Regions from separate parts of the Mus musculus genome. Here region 2 is linked to region 1. A link is a loop called in an ENCODE intact Hi-C map of the cell type or tissue named here. Cell type or tissue: left cerebral cortex. All regions are shown on one strand. Links, peaks and the distances in the headings refer to the core of each region. The heading gives the core; the rest is flanking DNA. Region 1 holds the start of Rps26 (ribosomal protein S26). Region 2 holds the start of Zc3h10 (zinc finger CCCH type containing 10).

The links. Hi-C counts contacts between places; a loop is a spot of excess contacts. Peaks named below come from ENCODE experiments on the same cell type or tissue, not always from the same donor. Only the 100,000 strongest peaks of a DNase experiment are listed, where the experiment ranks them.
Region 2: it touches region 1 in a loop (8-fold over the local background); 8 of 42 quality-filtered maps call a loop at or near these places.

What each region holds. Positions count from the first base shown.
Region 1 is chr10:128,623,649-128,631,972 of GRCm38, forward strand. It overlaps Rps26 (ribosomal protein S26), which reads right to left and starts at 2,858. Exons shown (of 4, transcript NM_013765.2): 1 at 2,828-2,858; 2 at 2,415-2,592; 3 at 1,559-1,689; 4 at 881-988. The coding sequence starts at 2,830. The coding sequence ends at 953. Ikzf4 (IKAROS family zinc finger 4) reads right to left here. Exons shown (of 8, transcript NM_011772.3): 8 at 7,195-8,324. In left cerebral cortex, for the core only: a CTCF peak has its summit at 3,271; DNase peaks (open chromatin) are centred at 2,884, 3,190 and 4,406; H3K4me3 peaks cover 1,805 bases; H3K27ac peaks cover 1,122 bases.
Region 2 is chr10:128,545,350-128,553,673 of GRCm38, forward strand. It overlaps Zc3h10 (zinc finger CCCH type containing 10), which reads right to left and starts at 2,397. Exons shown (of 3, transcript NM_134003.2): 1 at 2,345-2,397; 2 at 1,479-1,542; 3 at 1-189. The coding sequence starts at 137. Rpl41 (ribosomal protein L41) reads right to left here and starts at 3,819. Exons shown (of 4, transcript NM_018860.4): 1 at 3,739-3,819; 2 at 3,600-3,624; 3 at 3,309-3,331; 4 at 2,761-3,080. The coding sequence starts at 3,611. The coding sequence ends at 3,038. It also overlaps the pseudogene Gm9176. In left cerebral cortex, for the core only: CTCF peaks have their summits at 1,158 (motif pointing left) and 2,413; DNase peaks (open chromatin) are centred at 435, 1,159, 2,475, 3,847 and 2 more places; H3K4me3 peaks cover 3,049 bases; H3K27ac peaks cover 2,846 bases.

The sequences.
Region 1 (8,324 bases), core at 64-8,063:
AGTTCCAGGCAGCCTAGTCTACAAAGTAAGTTCCAAGACAGCCAGAGCTACATAGAGAAACCCTGTCTAAACAAACAAACAAACAAACAAGGGGCTAGAGAGATGGCTCAGAGGTTAAGAGCTGCTACATAGGTGCTGGGAACGAAAACTGGGTCCTCTGTAAGAGCAGCCAGTGAGTGCTCTTAACTGCTGAGCTATCTCTTCCACTCCCTCTCCCCACTTTTATTGTCTTTGAAACTTTTCCAAATCCTCTCTTTATGATAATGACCTTTTACCAGGCTCTTAAGTTACCAGGTACCTACCAGGAGTGTATGTGGGGGTGTGGGTGGGTGTTTCACTACCTGCAAATGCCAGTGTTTAGGAGGCTGAGGGGAGAGGGTGAAGGCCAGTCTGTGCTCTACAGTCAAAGCTTGGCCTCCTTTCAGATAAAGGTTAAGTGGTCAACTTAGCCAGAGATGGTTGACTCACAGGTACTGAGGCATCTAGGTTCAAAGCCAGCAAGACATGAAGGCATGAGACCATGCCTCAAAACAAATTAAACTGGCTTAAAACTTTAACATCCTATGGTCACATTAAAGTCTGTAGGGCCGGGGACCAGTGAGTGCCCTGCACCATAAAAACAGAAACCCTGGCTTGTTAAGTCTTACAAGGATCCAGGTGATCCACAGAACCCTGTCCATAAGCTGAGCCCAGTGAACACACTTGTAATCCCATGGCTTGCTGGGAGTCCAGGCAGCATAAACGGGATCCATGGAGCTCACTGCTGGCCAGCCTGCAGAGAATGCCTTAGAAAATAAGGTGTACAGAGCCCAAAGCACCAAGTTCTGCACTATGGACCCCCTGAAACGCACACAAGAGTCTCGACATAAACACACTCCGATGCCATGTAAAGTACAACTTCCATTTTATTTTTCCAGGGTAATTTTCCTTCCGTCCTTACAAAACGGCCTCTTTACATGGGCTTTGGTGGAGGTCGAGGTGCAGCGCCCTGAAAAACAAGAGATGAGCTAAATTAGAAATGAGGTACTCGGATCTGCTGCGGTTGCCTACTTAACCCCAGCATTCTAGAGGCAGAAGAATCAAGAGTCCTAGGTGAGCGAAGGCCAGTGAAACCTCTTTTTTTTTTTCTTTCCGAGACAGGGTTTCTCTGTATAGCCCTGGCTGTCCTGGAACTCACTTTGTAGACCAGACTGGCCTCGAACTCAGAAATTTGCCTGTCTCTGCCTCCCGAGTGCTGGGATTAAAGGCGTGCGCCACCACGCCTGGCTTCCAGCGAGACTTCTTAAAACAAAACAAAACAAAAAAAACCAAACCCACCCACCCATGTAGTTCACAGTAGAGCACTTACCAGCATTAAGTTGAGGACCCAGCACCTCAAACCAAAGAAACCAACCACCACCCACCTAGCATCACTAAAAGTGTTTCAGGTTATGCAAAACAGACAAGCATTTTTAAAATTTAAATGTAGGTCGTAGCTGCCACACAGACTAAATAAGACCTTAATGGATACTTCTCTGGGTAAGACTATGTATGTCCCAAGTTAAAATAATTTACTTACAGCAGGTCTGAATCGTGGTGGGGGTGTTCGGTCCTTCCGGGCCTCGCGGGATCGATTCCTAACAACCTTGCTATGGATGGCACAGCTCACGCAATAATGCAGCTTGACATAGAGCTTGGGAAGCACGTAGGCTGAGAAATCGAGAAGCAGATTAGACAGACGCCCTTTCCTGTGATTCTCTTATTCTATTGGTCAGGATTACCCTAACCTCCAAGTTTTACTGATAAATGACACCCAATGAAAACCAGAGAAACCAACACCACACCCAACATACACCAAGAGTTCAACTCTTGGGCTAGAGGTTGCCACTCAAAAGGCCAAGGCATCCTCAAAGCCAAAGTGGGCCACACAATATGAGAATAGCTCAAGTTAGGGAGTCTCACTCTGCTGGCAGGCCTCATGGTTACTACTGTTAGGTCAAGAAAAAAACAAAACAATGAACAAACAGACAAAAGCCAGCCAGGTGCTGTGGTGCACGCCTTTAATCCCAGCACTAGGGAAGATCTCTTGAGTAGGTCTACACAGTGAGTTCTGAGACGCCAAAAACCAAGTCACAAACTGCCCAAACCAGTCTTTGCCCGTTTTAAAAGCTGTTCAATTTTTTTCAATAACTAAAGAATTATGCTTTTTCAGATTCTCCTAAATAGGCAGTCTCTCACAGGGATGGGATGCAGGGGTTTGGCTACCATGCATGAGCCTCAATCTCCACCCCAAGAGAAAAACCAAGTTAAAACCCCATCATTAGGCCTGCTTACTGTGCCACAAAAGGCACCTTCTCCCCAAGCTGAAGACAACGAGCCATACACACCCTCCTCACTCTTCGTCCCTGTACAAATCACGGCTGTGGCTCACTTACCGTCGAAGACGCTTGCTTCAGATATGTCCCTGACAGCAGCGGCTTCTACAATGTTCCGAATGACAAACTTCTTGATGGCCTTATCCTTGGGCACGCACCGGGCGCAGTTCGTGCAGCGAATGGGCTGCACATGGCCGCGGCCCTTTTTGGCGCGACCGTTGTTTCTTCTTTTTTTGGTCTGAGAATGGAAAGAGACGCTATTGGAAAGGGGGCGAGAATTCAGCCCTTCCTGGCCGGCCGCCGCCCGCAGCCCCGACAGAGACCCGTACAAGTCCCGAGCACGCCAAGTCCGGGCTGGACGGACCCTTTGTCACTTTCTCCTCCAAGACTCTGACTTTCAGGTCCCTACCGTCCATAGATCTACTTCTACCCCAGTACCCAGGCCCGCGCGCTCACCACGCGGCGACACTCACCATCTTGGAGCCAAGACTCGAAAGAGGATCCGGCGGCTTGCCCGACCCGCTTATATAGTACGAGATTCCTACGCTCACGCTGAAAAAAAAAACCCTCAGCGACCTGTAATTCTATTTACTCCCTAGCAGCTATTATGCTCGAATTTACCTAATTACTTAGAGTTTCCTGTGAAATGTAGGGTTGTGATAAGTCCCTAGAAATGGTCTATGACGAAAAATATCAGTGGAACTATTTAACCTTCCGGCGGAAGATTAAAATGTTACATTCCCAAACCAGGAAGTGATTACAAGGCTCTATAACATCCGGTTTACGATAGTTCCAGAGCGGAAGTTATCCAGAATTCGGACGCACACTCCCTAGTGTGGGAGGACAAAAGAGATGCATTGTGGGAGTTGTAGTACGACTTGGAGAGGTTCTCTCTTGCCCGTAGTAGACGGACTAAAGGCGGCGCTAAACCACCTTAAGACGCCATGATTTATTTCTTTGAAATATGTGTTCTAAGTGTAGGAATTAGAAATAGAAGACCTGGGAGAAATAAACCATTTGTAAATGCGTCTTTCCAAATAGAGGCTTCGAGTGTTGGGATTAGGCCACCACGCTGGGCTTGGACCACCATTTTATTTCCAGATCCTATTAACACAGATGAAGCACTGTAGTTAGTACATTGTATGTACCAACACAATTTAACTGATCAAGTCTATCAGATAGTTATTTATTTTGAAACATAGTCAAGTAGTCCAGGCTGACCTGGAACTTATTTGGTTAGCCAAGTGTGACCTTGAATTTCTTTTTCTTTTTTTTTTGATTTTCATTTCCCTAATTGCTAGAGATGAACTTTCTTCTTTTAAGATATTTCTCAGCCAGGCGTGGTGGCGCACACCTTTAATCCCAGCACTTGGGAGGCAGAGGCAGGCGGATGTCTGAGTTCAAGGCCAGCTGGTCTACAAAGTGAGTTCCAGGACAGTCAGGGCTATACAGAGAAACCCTGTCTCGAAAAACCAAAAAAAAAAAAAAAAAAAAAATTTAAAAAAAAAAATAATAAAATAAATAAATAAAAAATAAAAATACCTTTGCGATTTTTCCTTATTCTGGTCAGAATGGCAAAGATCAATGGAACAACTGACAAGAAATGACTGAGAGGATGGGGAGGACTCACTCACTGTTGGTGGGATAGCAATCTGGTATAGTCACTATGGAAATCAGTGTGGAGAACTTTCAAGAGATAAATCTATCACATGACCCAGCCATATCTCTCCTTGGCATATGCCAGAGGGACTCAACATGTTACTCTGCAGATACCTGCTTAGACACGCTCATTGCTGCTCCAAACACAATAGGCAGGAGATGGAACAACCTAAATGTCCTACATCTGACAAACACGTAGTGAAAATGTAGTTCATATACACTGTGGAATGCTGTCCAGCTGTAAACACACACACACACACACACACACACACACACACACACATAAATCATGAACCTTGCAGGTAAATGGATGGAGCTAGAAAAGATCACCCTGAACGAGGTAACCCAGACCTGGAAAGTCACTGTCATTGGAGGCTCTTAGCTGCAAACCTTCAGGTGTGAGTTCACATATCATATATCCTAGAGCAACTGCAGAAGTGGGAGAGTAAAGTGGAACCACTGCCAGGATCGGGGGTTGGGGAGCAGTAGCGGGGGAAGCGGCAGTGTACATGTGACCTGATCAAGGAAATGGGAAGGGAGGTGTTCCTTAGGGAGGAAGATCAAAGTAAATTCCGAAAAAGATTCAAAGAAGGCAAAAGAGACTAGTAGTATACAATTGATCTGATAGGGACGTGGGACCTCTTTAGGGAAAAGGGAGGGAGGTAAATACAGAAGAAGGAAGTGGATGAAATAACAAACATTTCTGCCAGGCAGTGGTGGCACACGCCTTTAGCCCCAGAACTTGGGAGGCAGAGGCAGGTGGATTTCTGAGTTCGAGGCCAGCCTGGTCTACAGAGTGAGTTCCAGGACAGCCAGGGCTACACAGAGAAACCCTGTCTCAAAAAAACCAAAAAGAAAAAAACAAACATTTCTGTAAAAAGCCACAAAAAATTATACTGCATTACCTACTTACCAAGAAACCCTATAATACACATCAACCCATGAATAAATACACACATATATTTTTAATGCATCTTCTCACCGGGGCTGATGGTGCTCCCTCTGAGAGCTAAAGACCACCCAACGAAACCCCAGTACCAAACAATACCAAAAAGAGAATCCATCTTTTGAGGTGTTGGCCAGGGTTGTCCAAGAGACTCTCAAGCATGCAGCAGCCTCTTCCTGTTGCCCTTGGTTATCTCTGAGATGGAAGGTATGTTCCTGCTATTTCTGAATACAGGAAGCATGTCAGAAGCAAGGCCCAGAGACCCCTGAGGTGGAACTGACCTGAATATTTCCTCCCTGAAATCTAGCTTTCCTGGTACCAGAGGGCACCATCTGAGGGAGTCAACCTAAAGTTCTCCTGCTATGATCCCACTAACCACATCAATGACCAGCATGGCATATAACCCTAAGGTGCAGTAGTGGCACACATATTTTCACAGTAACCAACAACTCTCTGGTTGGACTTAAGAACCAGTCAGTGAGGGGCTGGAGAGATGGATCAGGGGTTAAGAGCACTGACTGCTTTTCTGAAGCTCCTGAGTTCAAATCCCAACAACCACATGGTGGCTCACAACCATCCGTAAGGAGATCTGGCACCCTCTTCTGGAATGTCTGCAGACAGCTACAGTGTACTTACATATAATAAATAAACAAATCTTTAAAAAAACCAAAAGAACCAGTCAGTGAGAGGGGGACCATGGAAAGCTAGTTAACTACTCAGTGCTAGTGAAGCCATGGCTATTGGAGGAGAAGCTACTACAAATTCTTCTTCTTCTTCTTCTTCTTCTTCTTCTTCTTCTTCTTCTTCTTCTTCTTCTTCTTCTTCTTCTTCTTCTTCTTCTTCTTCTTCTTCTTCTTCTTCTTCTTCTTCTTCTTCTTTTCAAGACAGGGTTCTCTGTGTAGCCCTGGCAGTCCTGGAACTCACTCTGTAGACCAGGCTGGCCTCGAACTCAGAAATCCGCCTGCCTCTGCCTCCCAAGTGCTGGGATTAAAGGCGTGTGCCATACTGCCCGGCAAGCTATGACTTCTAATTTACTATGCCAGCATAATCCCTTGCAACAATCTATAAACGTTTGTCCTTACACCTACAAAGTATAGACTTCACCCCTCATCAAGGAAACTTCTCTTTACAACAGATGGAGACCACTACAGAAAACCACAACCAATCAAAATGCAGAGTTGTGGAGCACAGTCCCAATGGATACAATGACAAAAACATTTCTGCACCTGAGGCTCAGGGAGCATTGCAGAAGAGGGGGTGAAAGACTGTAAGAGCCAGAGGATCAGGGAGTTTGCCTTGAGAGTGTGTCTCCTTTGCAGCATCAGAAACCACACCCATGTAATCTTACCAATACTACTGCCCAAATGCAGGTTGGACAAGGATGATACCAAAGAACACATCACATTGAATAGGGAAAAGCCCATGGGGCCTCAGTCCCGCACAAAGAAGTGCAGGCAACTGGAGAAAGCTGGGGGCAAATCGAGAGAGGTCCCCAGGGAAGACCATACCAACTGGTTATCCTGTAGCAAATGGTAAACACTGATGCATACATACTGGTAGCATTATACAGACTGAACAGGCTATATCTAGGAATATATGCATATTATATACATGTATGCATATGTGCAATAATAATAATAATAATAATAATATAAATCATTATGTTATTATAATAATAAGAAAAAAAGACCTTGAATTTGAAAGAAACTGGGGCTAGGTATATGGAGGAAAGAAAGGGAGAAATGTTATAATCAAAGTATAATCTAAAATAAATTAAAATAATAATACAGGCTAGTCACGGTGGCCCACACCTTTAATTCCAGAAATTGGGATGCAGAAGCAGGTAGATTCCTTTAAGTTCCAGACTAGCCAGGCTACAAAGAGAGACGCCCTGCCTTTAAAAAATTCTGTTCTGACGCCGGGCATGGTGGTGCATGCCTTTAGTCCCAGCATTTGGGAGGCAGAGGTGGGCAGATTTCTGAGTTTGAGGCCAGCCTGGTCTACAAAGTGAGTCCCAGGACAGCCAGGGCTACACAGAAAAACCCTGTCTCGAAAAACCAAAAAAAAAAAAAAAAAAAAATCTGTTCTGCTAGACCAACAACTTCAGTAGTGTTGTCTGGTTTCCTCTCAGTCTTAGACTTGTCTAAGTCTTGAACAGAGAAATAGTTGGTATGAAGTCTGCCTCCCTCCCAGAAGGAAAACAAGGGAAAGGGAGTCTTCAAGAACAAACAGGGGTTAAATTACTCGTGTTTATTTATAACAGACCTTCAGCCAGTACAGTACAAAACTTACAGTAGTATTTCTCCATTACACAAATATTTACTTACAGTATGTTACATATACAAAATGCTTTGCAGTAAGTCTCAAAAGCTGGTTTAACCCCCTTTGAGAAAAGAGAAAAACTCTTTAAAAAGAGGGAAGGGGAGAATAGGTCAGGAACCAGAGGAAGAGAGACAAGGTCAAGGGTCAAGGGCCAAAGGGGACACCGAACAGGCTACAGAGGAACTCTGGGGAGAAGGAGAGGTGGTATTGCACTTGCTTCTGTGTTTATTCTATTTTTGATCTTCATAATTTCTGATTAAAAATATATATATATTATATACACAAGGAAAGAAGCTGCCAGAAGTATTATAAAATTCCACTTGCAGCTTGGACACTGACACACACACACACACACACACACACACACACACACACACATACACACACACACACACACACACACACACACACACACAAAGGTCTGGAAAAGTGTCTATTTAGAAATTCTCTCCCTTCCCTCCACTTTTTTGTGGTGTTGTTTTTTTAAGAGTAATAAAAAAAAGAGAGAGAGAGAACACCTCTTTTCTCTGTGTGGATTTTGGCATTTTGTTTTTTGTTGTTGTTTTCTTCTTTTTCTTTACTTTTTTTGTTGTTGGTTTTTTTGTTTTGTTTTTTTTTATGCAAAAGGATCTGGGAGAGAGCATGAGGATGTTTGAGGTTCCAGAGCTGGAAGGCCCTGAAAAGTAGCATTTTGTACCTAAGACCCTGGTTAAAGTGCAGTGGTGGGCTGGAGAGAGACGCCATGCCCCCTCCTCCCTAGCACCTGGTCTTGTCCCTTCCACCTCTGCTCTCATGGGCGTTAGCATAGCCTCGGAGGAGCATAGTCCTTTGTGTTCCTGGGAGGTCACAGGTGCTAAGACTGACTAAACAAAGGGAGGGGTGGGGCACTCTAAGGCTCTAGCGCCTCAGAGGGACTAAGTCCTTCTGAGGTGTCCTCGAATACAGGGCAGACACAGAAGAGGTGGGAGCGGGTCTAATGGGAGCTCACAACCAGAATGGTTGAGGAGAAGCCCAGACAGTAACCTCAGCTGTGTGCCAGCCCA
Region 2 (8,324 bases), core at 127-8,126, 78 kb before region 1:
AGGAAGTCTCTACAGATGGCATCTGAGGTGGCTCCCCCGCTGCCTGTCCCTGCCCCACTGGCCTCCTCACTGCCACCACCTCCAGGGCCTCCACCGCTGCTGCCAGTGCCGTTGGCATAGCTGTCCCGGTCAGGCATCCTGGTCCCCCCCAAGTCAGGGTCTTCTTCCTTTTCTTGCCACTCTTGGCGACTGTTAAAAAAGAGAACTGTGTCAGAAAGGGGTCCTCCGGAAAGCTCCCTCTCTCCTGACCATACAGTGGGCAGGCTTCTGGGGCAATGGCTTTGGGAGATGGAGAATCCAAGGAGAATTCTAGCTAGCCCGGCTGACTTGCCAGAAGTCCCGCCCAGGCCCTTATGCACCTGGTCTTGTTTGGAGTGATTCACACTTGCCTGGCTAACACAGGAGGGAGAGAGCTGGGATGAAGCCACTTCATCTTACTAATGATGCTCAGCCAAGGAGGGGGAGGGAAGGGGAGAGTGTTAGATTTTTACCTTCTCTCATTTAAGTTGTGAGGGAGAAACTAAAACAGGTGTTGGTGTGTGAACAGACTGACACTGGAAAGAGTGCTCTAACACGGGCTGCTTAGCTTTGAGAACTCATGGAAGAAGGAACACCAGAAACAGAACTTCCCTTAATCCCTCTTCTACGTAAACTCAGCTCAAGTCTCCATGTATTTTAGAAATCCCTGGTTAAACAAAACAAAACAAAACAAAACTGGTGTCACTAGCTACAGGGTAACCCTGAAACCTGTCCATCTCCCAGTGTGTTCCACACACAAACACCCTCATTTCATGGAAAGACGTTCTGAGCTGAACTTTCTACTTTTAGATCCCCAGGACGAACTGTTCGAAGGACAAGGTGGAAAGGAGTTACTTTCATAGGAACGGTGACCTTTCTTTCCCCATTCCCCACCCCACTCCATGAAAATCCCACTGATATCAAACCATAGCACTCCTTACCCCATAAAAATCCTCTTTATTTATAGACTCTATAAAAGCTTTTTAAGTCTCCTGTTTCTCAAGAGAGCTCTGGAATGTCAGTCCACTGCCCTAATTCTAGCCCTCCCTTCTCTCTAACCCTGGGAGTCTAAGACTGGGAGTCCCTGCTACCACGTGTCTAATCTTTTAAATGTTCCCTGAGTAGGACTCAGGCTCCCCCTACTGTTCAAATAAGAGAAGTTCCTAGTTTCCGTTTGGGAATAAAGATACCTTTCTTGATTTCCCGTTTCCTTGACTTCCTTGACTTTGCTAGAATAACTAACCAGATTAGAAGTCAGAGATGCACAGGAATACACAAGATGGGAAAAGGAGCCCCAGAATATAAGAAACAACTGGTAAGAAACAAGCCCTTAAAAGATCATAAATGACGATCAGGTGAAGACTAAATGCCTTCAAAGCCTGACCAATGTTTCAAGTCCCACTAGAAGCAGATAACTGGATATGATAGCCTTCCTCACCCCAATATCCCAGAATTAATACCTGAGGTAGCTCAGGTGAAGTCCGGGGCTCCCGTGAGTCTCCACCTCCACATCACTGCTGGGTTCTGAACAAGAAACAAAAAAACAAAAAACGGAGATTTGAGTAGAACAAGGGAAAAACGTGAAAGGGATATGATGTGGTTTTCATACACTGGAATGAATTCTGACAAAAAGCTAAGAGCTTTGTGGCTTTTAGGCTCCCTTAAGAGGTCAAAGTGAACGTCACCTATCACAAGGAGAAGTCCCTATTAAGAAGGATAAGGGCTAGAACCGACCAATAAAAATTGGGAAGCTGAACTAAAAAACAAAACAGTTCCTGGTGAGGAAGGTTAGCGGAGCTTTACCTCAAGATGAGAAGGATATGGGGTTCAGAATCCGATCTAGGGTTGGAGTTCGGAACGCCAGCCAAACCTGAAAGCTGGACAAGGGCAACAACTGACTAGTGTCAGTGGGAAGGCGAGACTAGACTCGGGGGCGGTGATTACGACCATCCCCCAACACCCTAGAGTTCACGAAAAGTCCTACGAGTTTCCCTGGAAGTCTTCTGGCTTGGCCGGCTCCGCGATGCGGTGCCAGCACTCAGCGGTGGACCAGGTGACTGGGACACTGAGGAAGTGAAAGGGGAGGGGGGCTCGGGGTGACATCAGGCGGAGGGATGGGCAGGGCTGTGACGTCACGGGGCTGGCGTTTGCTTGGGAAGCGAGGTCAGTGAGAAAAGGGGCTCTGTCCTGGGTAACGAGGAAGAGCCAGGTCGGTTCCGGGGGGTTTGGGGGAGGCTCGTGTGGCCGGGCAGAACCCAGTCGCTGGGCCATCCCCGACTCCTCCCCTCCGGGCGCGGCCTCCACCTAAGTCTCCCGCCTCCCTCACCTGCCGCCGCCGCCGTAGTTGCTGCTGCCGCCTGCCGGTCCTCTAGCTTCGACAAAGAGCCGCCCACCCTACGGTTCTTCCGCTTCCTGCGGAAGAAAGAGACGCTCTAGCTACCAGACCCGGAAACACACTCTATGGTCCAACTTGCGTGCTAGTAGGCGCAGGAAGCTCCCAACAAGCCTTGCGCATCACCATGGTAACAGGACTCCGCCGGACCCGGAACTCCGCTCAGCGTCAGGTTCTACGCAGTGGTACCCCCAAAACGTAGGAGTGGCGCTGTGAACGCACCAACTCTGTAACTTAACCTCGGGCGCACACTCAACCGGCTCCAGCCAGATCAAACACCCAAACTATGTCGCCTATACAGAAACACACTCGAGTCCCCACCCCAAGGAACCGCAAAAAAACACGTAACAGCAGTTTGATTCTTCAGCTGACTGCAAGAGGGTTTATTGTACACGAGCTACACTTGGCCACAAGAGAACAGAGCTAGTCCAGAGTGCCGGGGGTCCAGGGCAGAGGGACTGTTTTGGTTGTAAGAAAGGCGGTCATTTCTCCAGGCGATCGCGGCGAGGTGACGTTCCAGGTCTACTGAGACTCATTACCGATGGCAGCACACAGTCCGATAGCTTGTCCCGGCCCTCAGCATCCCTCACTTCTGCTCCTGCAGGCGTCGTAGGTGCACGGGCTGGCTTACTTGGACCTCTGCCTCATCTTTCTTCTCTTGCGCTTCAGCCTGGAATGGAAGGCACACAAACCTGAGTTTTTTTTTTTTCCTTTGCACATCTATCAATACGTACACTTAGTGCACGAGTACAAGAGACGATGAGATTAACAAGCACCAGCTCTGCTGTACTGGGCGGCGACTCCTGCTTCCTTCCCGCCAGATATTTTCTTCCAACCAAATATCCCACACCGAGCTTGCCCCCACTGCCCCAAGGTAGTCTTGAAAAATTAAACGTACCTGCGCATTCTCTTCTTCCGCCACTAAAAAAACCCGATCATGTGAGGAGACAAAAAAGAATGTTAGAGACAGGCTTGTGCAAGGCCATGAAACTGCTCAGAACACAGGGCTTGACAAAGGACACCGGTTCAGTTTTAGAGCCGAATCCCTCATTTTCCCACCCCATCTTTTCTTCAGCAAGAATTTTAAGCCTCTCCCTGACTGCGAACACCCGAGGCAAACCGTCTGGAAGCCCGCAGAGGAACCATGGCGGGGACTAGGTGCCCGATTCACCACCTAAGAGCCGCTCACCTTCGCTCTCATGGCGCAGGAGTCTCTAGAGAGAAAGAGGGAAAAATGCCGTTAGCCCGCTGTGATGATAGTGAATGTGGAGGTCGGATGTTAACGGATTGCACTGGAAACCCGAACGCCAGAAAACCCCGCGACTAACCAAGGAAGATGGCGCTAAGACCGAGAGGGCGGAGAGGGAGGCCTACTGCTATTTAATGGCGTGCTCGGTGTCGTCACTTCCGAGCCGGCCCGTGTGTCGTCCCTTAGGGCGGGGCTGCTCGAGACAGCGACTTCCGGCTGCCTTACTAGAGTGCGTGTTATCAAGCCCCACCTTTCCGTCTATTTTAAGGATATTGTATTATTTCAACACCAGCACCTGTTTCCAGTATGGGACTGAGAAAAAATAGGCGGGGAAAAAAAAAAAAAAACCACTCCGTCTTCTCCCTCGTTGCTTCATGGGAGTTGTAGTTTCTTGGTAAACACTTCCATTTACTACTATTAATAGGTGTGGCTTGTAGTAAAAATTACTAGTTTTGCCCTGGCTTGATGACGCACGCCTTTATTACCAACTCCTGGGAGGCAGATGGATCTTTTTTTTTTTTTAAGTAAAAAAAAAAAAATGTCTTTAATCAGAAAGGATTTCTATTTCCTCACCACAAATACATTAAAGTAAAAAAAAAAAAAAAAAAAAAAAAAACACACACACACACACATAAAACATACATTTATACAAATTGGGAATCAGGGAAAAGTAGCAGAGCCTGGGTTAGGGCTGAGGATCCAGAGCAACTGGGGGATAGCTAATCATCTGTGGCTCTGGGTGTCCTTTAGTCATCTGTCTGTGGTAGGCAAGACAGGCGGACAAAGGATGCAACTCCAGTCTGATGGCAGTGTTACTGGCAAACTGTGGCAACGAGGCTCCTCGCCAGGCAATTTCTTCAGATCACCAGAGACGACAGGAGACAGTAGAGTTGGTGGGACCGGAGTGCCCGGGGCAGAATGGGTGAAGGGCTGTCCTCCTTTCTGGAGGACAAGGATGACACCAATGCTGGCTCCAGTGCCTATGGGGCTGTGGCCAGATGGAGCCTTGGGAACTGAGGGGAGGGTTACAAATTGGAGTGCTATGAATCCAAGTGAGGTTCATAGCTGGCCATCCTGTGAGATGCCAAGGATGCTTTGGTTTCAAAACTAAATGTCCCAGCTGTGTTTGGCCCATCTTCTCTAGGAGAGGTGCAGGAAAAGCAGCCCCCGGGTCACTGTGGTGACTGGAAAAGTGCTTGCTTATCTGGTGCCTGCTACTTCCTGAGGATGATTTCTGGGCAGCTATGTGAGGAAACCAAGTCTTTAACATCCCTTCCACCTGCAGCAAGGTTCCTAGATAACGTTCTCCCATCTGAGGCTTCTGTAAAACACCCACTATGCGCTGGATCCGGTCCATGGCCACACTCTGTTGGAAGCTACTTAATCCTCTGTCAAAGCGACCCATCTTGAGTCCATTCAGTAGGTCTGTGAGGGGCCCTATGAACCCTTGGAGTTCTTTACACTTTTGAGCAAAGAGCAGATCTCCCTCTGTAGTACATCCTTGGGTGTTCAGACTCATCTCCAGTTCACCGTCTCTTGATCTCTTGACTTCAGATCCTTGCTGTTCCAGATGCGGTGCTGTATGTTGGTTACTAGAAACCCTGGGTCGATGTCTGCAGCGGACAGGGCCTGGACTGGGCCTGGAACCTCCTCTCTGACCCACAGTGTCTGGCCTGAGCTCACGGGTGCCCTTGCCCTCCCTCTCGTTATCAGAAGGGAAGCTAAAGTCACTGTTCACAGGGGACATAGAAAATGATGGGGAGAGGGAGGAGGAGGAATAAGAAGAAACACTAGATGGAGAATCCATAGGTCCAGGAGCAGGAGAGGGGCTGAAGAGCAGCTCCCGTAGTACCAAAGATCAGAACCTGGGTCTGTCGGCTCAGCCCCGGTCAGTAGGCAGCTTCTTCACTGTCTGACTAGATGGATCTCTTTGAATCCAGTGTACAATAATGAGAACCTGCCTAAAATAAGTAAATACATAAACAAAGAATTCCTATTTATCACTTATGTTTGACCCGTCTGCCATCCCCCAGTTAGACTGTGTCAGTCAACCTCAGAATTTCTAAAAGATTTAAGATTTGAGAGCTTGGAAGTGGTGGTGCACTTTTTCCCGAGGCAGAGGCAGGAGGATCTCTGAGTTCAAAGCCACCCTGGTCTACATCATGAGTTAATAGCCAAGGCTACACAGAGAAACCCTGTTTCGAAAAAAAGATTTAGAAACCAGAGGATGTAAAATGGCAATCAGAAAGCTTTCATACTACAAAAAGACATAGTCATGGTATTTTGGTTTTCAGCCGTTATACCTAGCAAAAATTTTTTTAATTGTGTCTGTTGGTATGAATGTAAGGACATGCAGGTACCAGCTGAGGCCTGAGGAGGACATTGGATACCCTAAGTCTGTTTCACAAGCTATTGTGAGCTGCCCAACCTGGGTCTTGGGAGTGAACTCAGGTCCTCTGGACTATACCATTCACTTACTCCTTTGTTGTAAGAGGGTCTCATGGATTTAAATTAAGAAGCCTTTAAGTCTCCTTTACAGTAGTGTTAGTCAGGGTTCTCAACAGCAACAGAATTTACAGATCTATATATAGGTATATACAGAGAGTATTAAAATGAATGACTTACAAGTTGGCTGGCTGTGGTAGCTACTCAGTCCTCAAGGCTGGCTGTCTTACGTCCTCTTCAGTATAAGCTGGAATCCCAAAGAAGTAACAGACCTGCTAGAAGGTGAGGGCTAGCAGAAAATGATCTAAAGCTTCCTTCTTCCAGCTCCTTATATATGATTCTAGTAGTCCTGGCCCAGATTAAATCTGAATTAATGGTCCAGATTTAAGGTGTGTCTTCTCCCAATCTCCCCTAATCCCTCTTGTTTTTTGTTTGTTTGGTTTTTTGGTTTTTCCAGGCAGGGTTTCTCTGTATAGCCCTGGCTGCCCTGGAACTCACCTTGTAGACCAGGTTGGCCTTGAACTCAGAAATCTGCCTGCCTCTGCCTCCCAAGTGCTGGGATTAAAGGCGTGCGCCACTAATGCCTGGCAAAGTGTGTCTTCTCAACAGAAGATCCAGATTAAAGGAGTGTGTTTTCCCAGATCAAATGATCTAGATGAAAGGTCTACCTTCCTACCTCAAAGACCAAGATCAAATTAAGCAAAACAACAACAACAATAACAAACAAAAACAAAAAACCAAAACTCTAACAGATATGCCTTCCAATTTGGGGTTTTAGTTCCAGATGTAGTTAAATTGACAACTAAGATTAGCCATCATAGGCTGGGCGTGGTGGCACACGCCTTTAATCCCAGCACTCGGGAGGCAGAGACAGGAGGATTTCTGAGTTCGAGGCCAGCCTGGTCTACAGAGTGAGTTCCAGGACAGCCAGGGCTACACAGAGAAACCCTGTCTCAAAAAACCAAACCAAAAAAAAAAAAAAAAAAAAAAGATTAGCCATCCTGCCGGGTGGGAGGCAGAGGCAGGTGGATTTCTGAGTTTCAGGCCAGCCTGGTCTACAAAGTGAGTTCCAGGTCAGCCAGGGCTATACAAAGAAACTCTGTCTCGAAAAACCAAAACCAACCAACCAACCAAACAAACAAACAAACAAACAAAAGATTAGCCATCACAGGTGGTAGATCAATTGTGTTTCTTTTTGTTTGTTTGTTTGTTTGTTTGTTTTTGAAACAGGGTTTCTCTGTATAGCCCTGACTGTCCTGGAATTAGCTCTGTAGGTCAGACAGGCCTTGAACTCAAAGAGATCTGTTTCTGCCTCCCAACTCCCAAATGCTGGGATTAAATGTGTGTGCTACCGCTGGGTAGATTCTTTAGGAAGAGAATCAATCAATAAGCAACTCTGATTCTCATTGATTAGTTTGAGGCCAAACGTTACTAGAGATTTCGGACCACAAAGCTTATCTGCTAAATAACTGAAGGCTAACCCAGTAGTGGTAGCACACACCTTTGATCCCAGCACTTGGGAGGCAGAGACAGGCAGATTCCTGAGTTTGAGGCCAGCCTGGTCTACAGATTGAGTTCCAGGACAATCAGAGTTATACAGAGAAACCCTGTCCTGAAAAACAACAACAGCAGCCAGACATGGTGGCGCACGCCTTTAATCCCAGCACTTGGGAGGTAGAGGCAGGTGAATTTCTGAGTTCGAGGCCAGCCTGGGCTACACAGAGAAACCCTGTCTCGAAAAACGAAAAAACAAACAAACAAACAAACAAACAACAACAAAAGAATTTTAAAAGGAAGAGAGGGCCAGTGGTGGTGGTGCACACCTTTAATCTCAACACTCAGGAGTCAGAAACAGGCAGACCTCTGTAAGGAAGCCAGCCTGATCTACAGACCAAGTTTTAGAACACTAAGAAACCCTGTCATGAAAAACACCCCCCCCCCCAAAAAAAATCAAACAAACGAAGAAAAGACTGTTTGTGGGTTTGTGGTGGTGTATGTCTTTGATTCCAAATTCTGTTAGCTTGTGATATATAGCAGGTTTCAAGACCAGTCTGCATTAAAAACAAACAAACAAACAAAACCAAAAACTTAAGTATAGACTGTATCTCGTCAAAATATTTAAGGGCCTGTTTTTTTGTTTGTGTGTTTGTTTGGTTGGTTTGGTTTGGTTTGGTTTTTATATTTTACTATTTTTTTGTATTTTTTTGTTGTTGTTGTTTT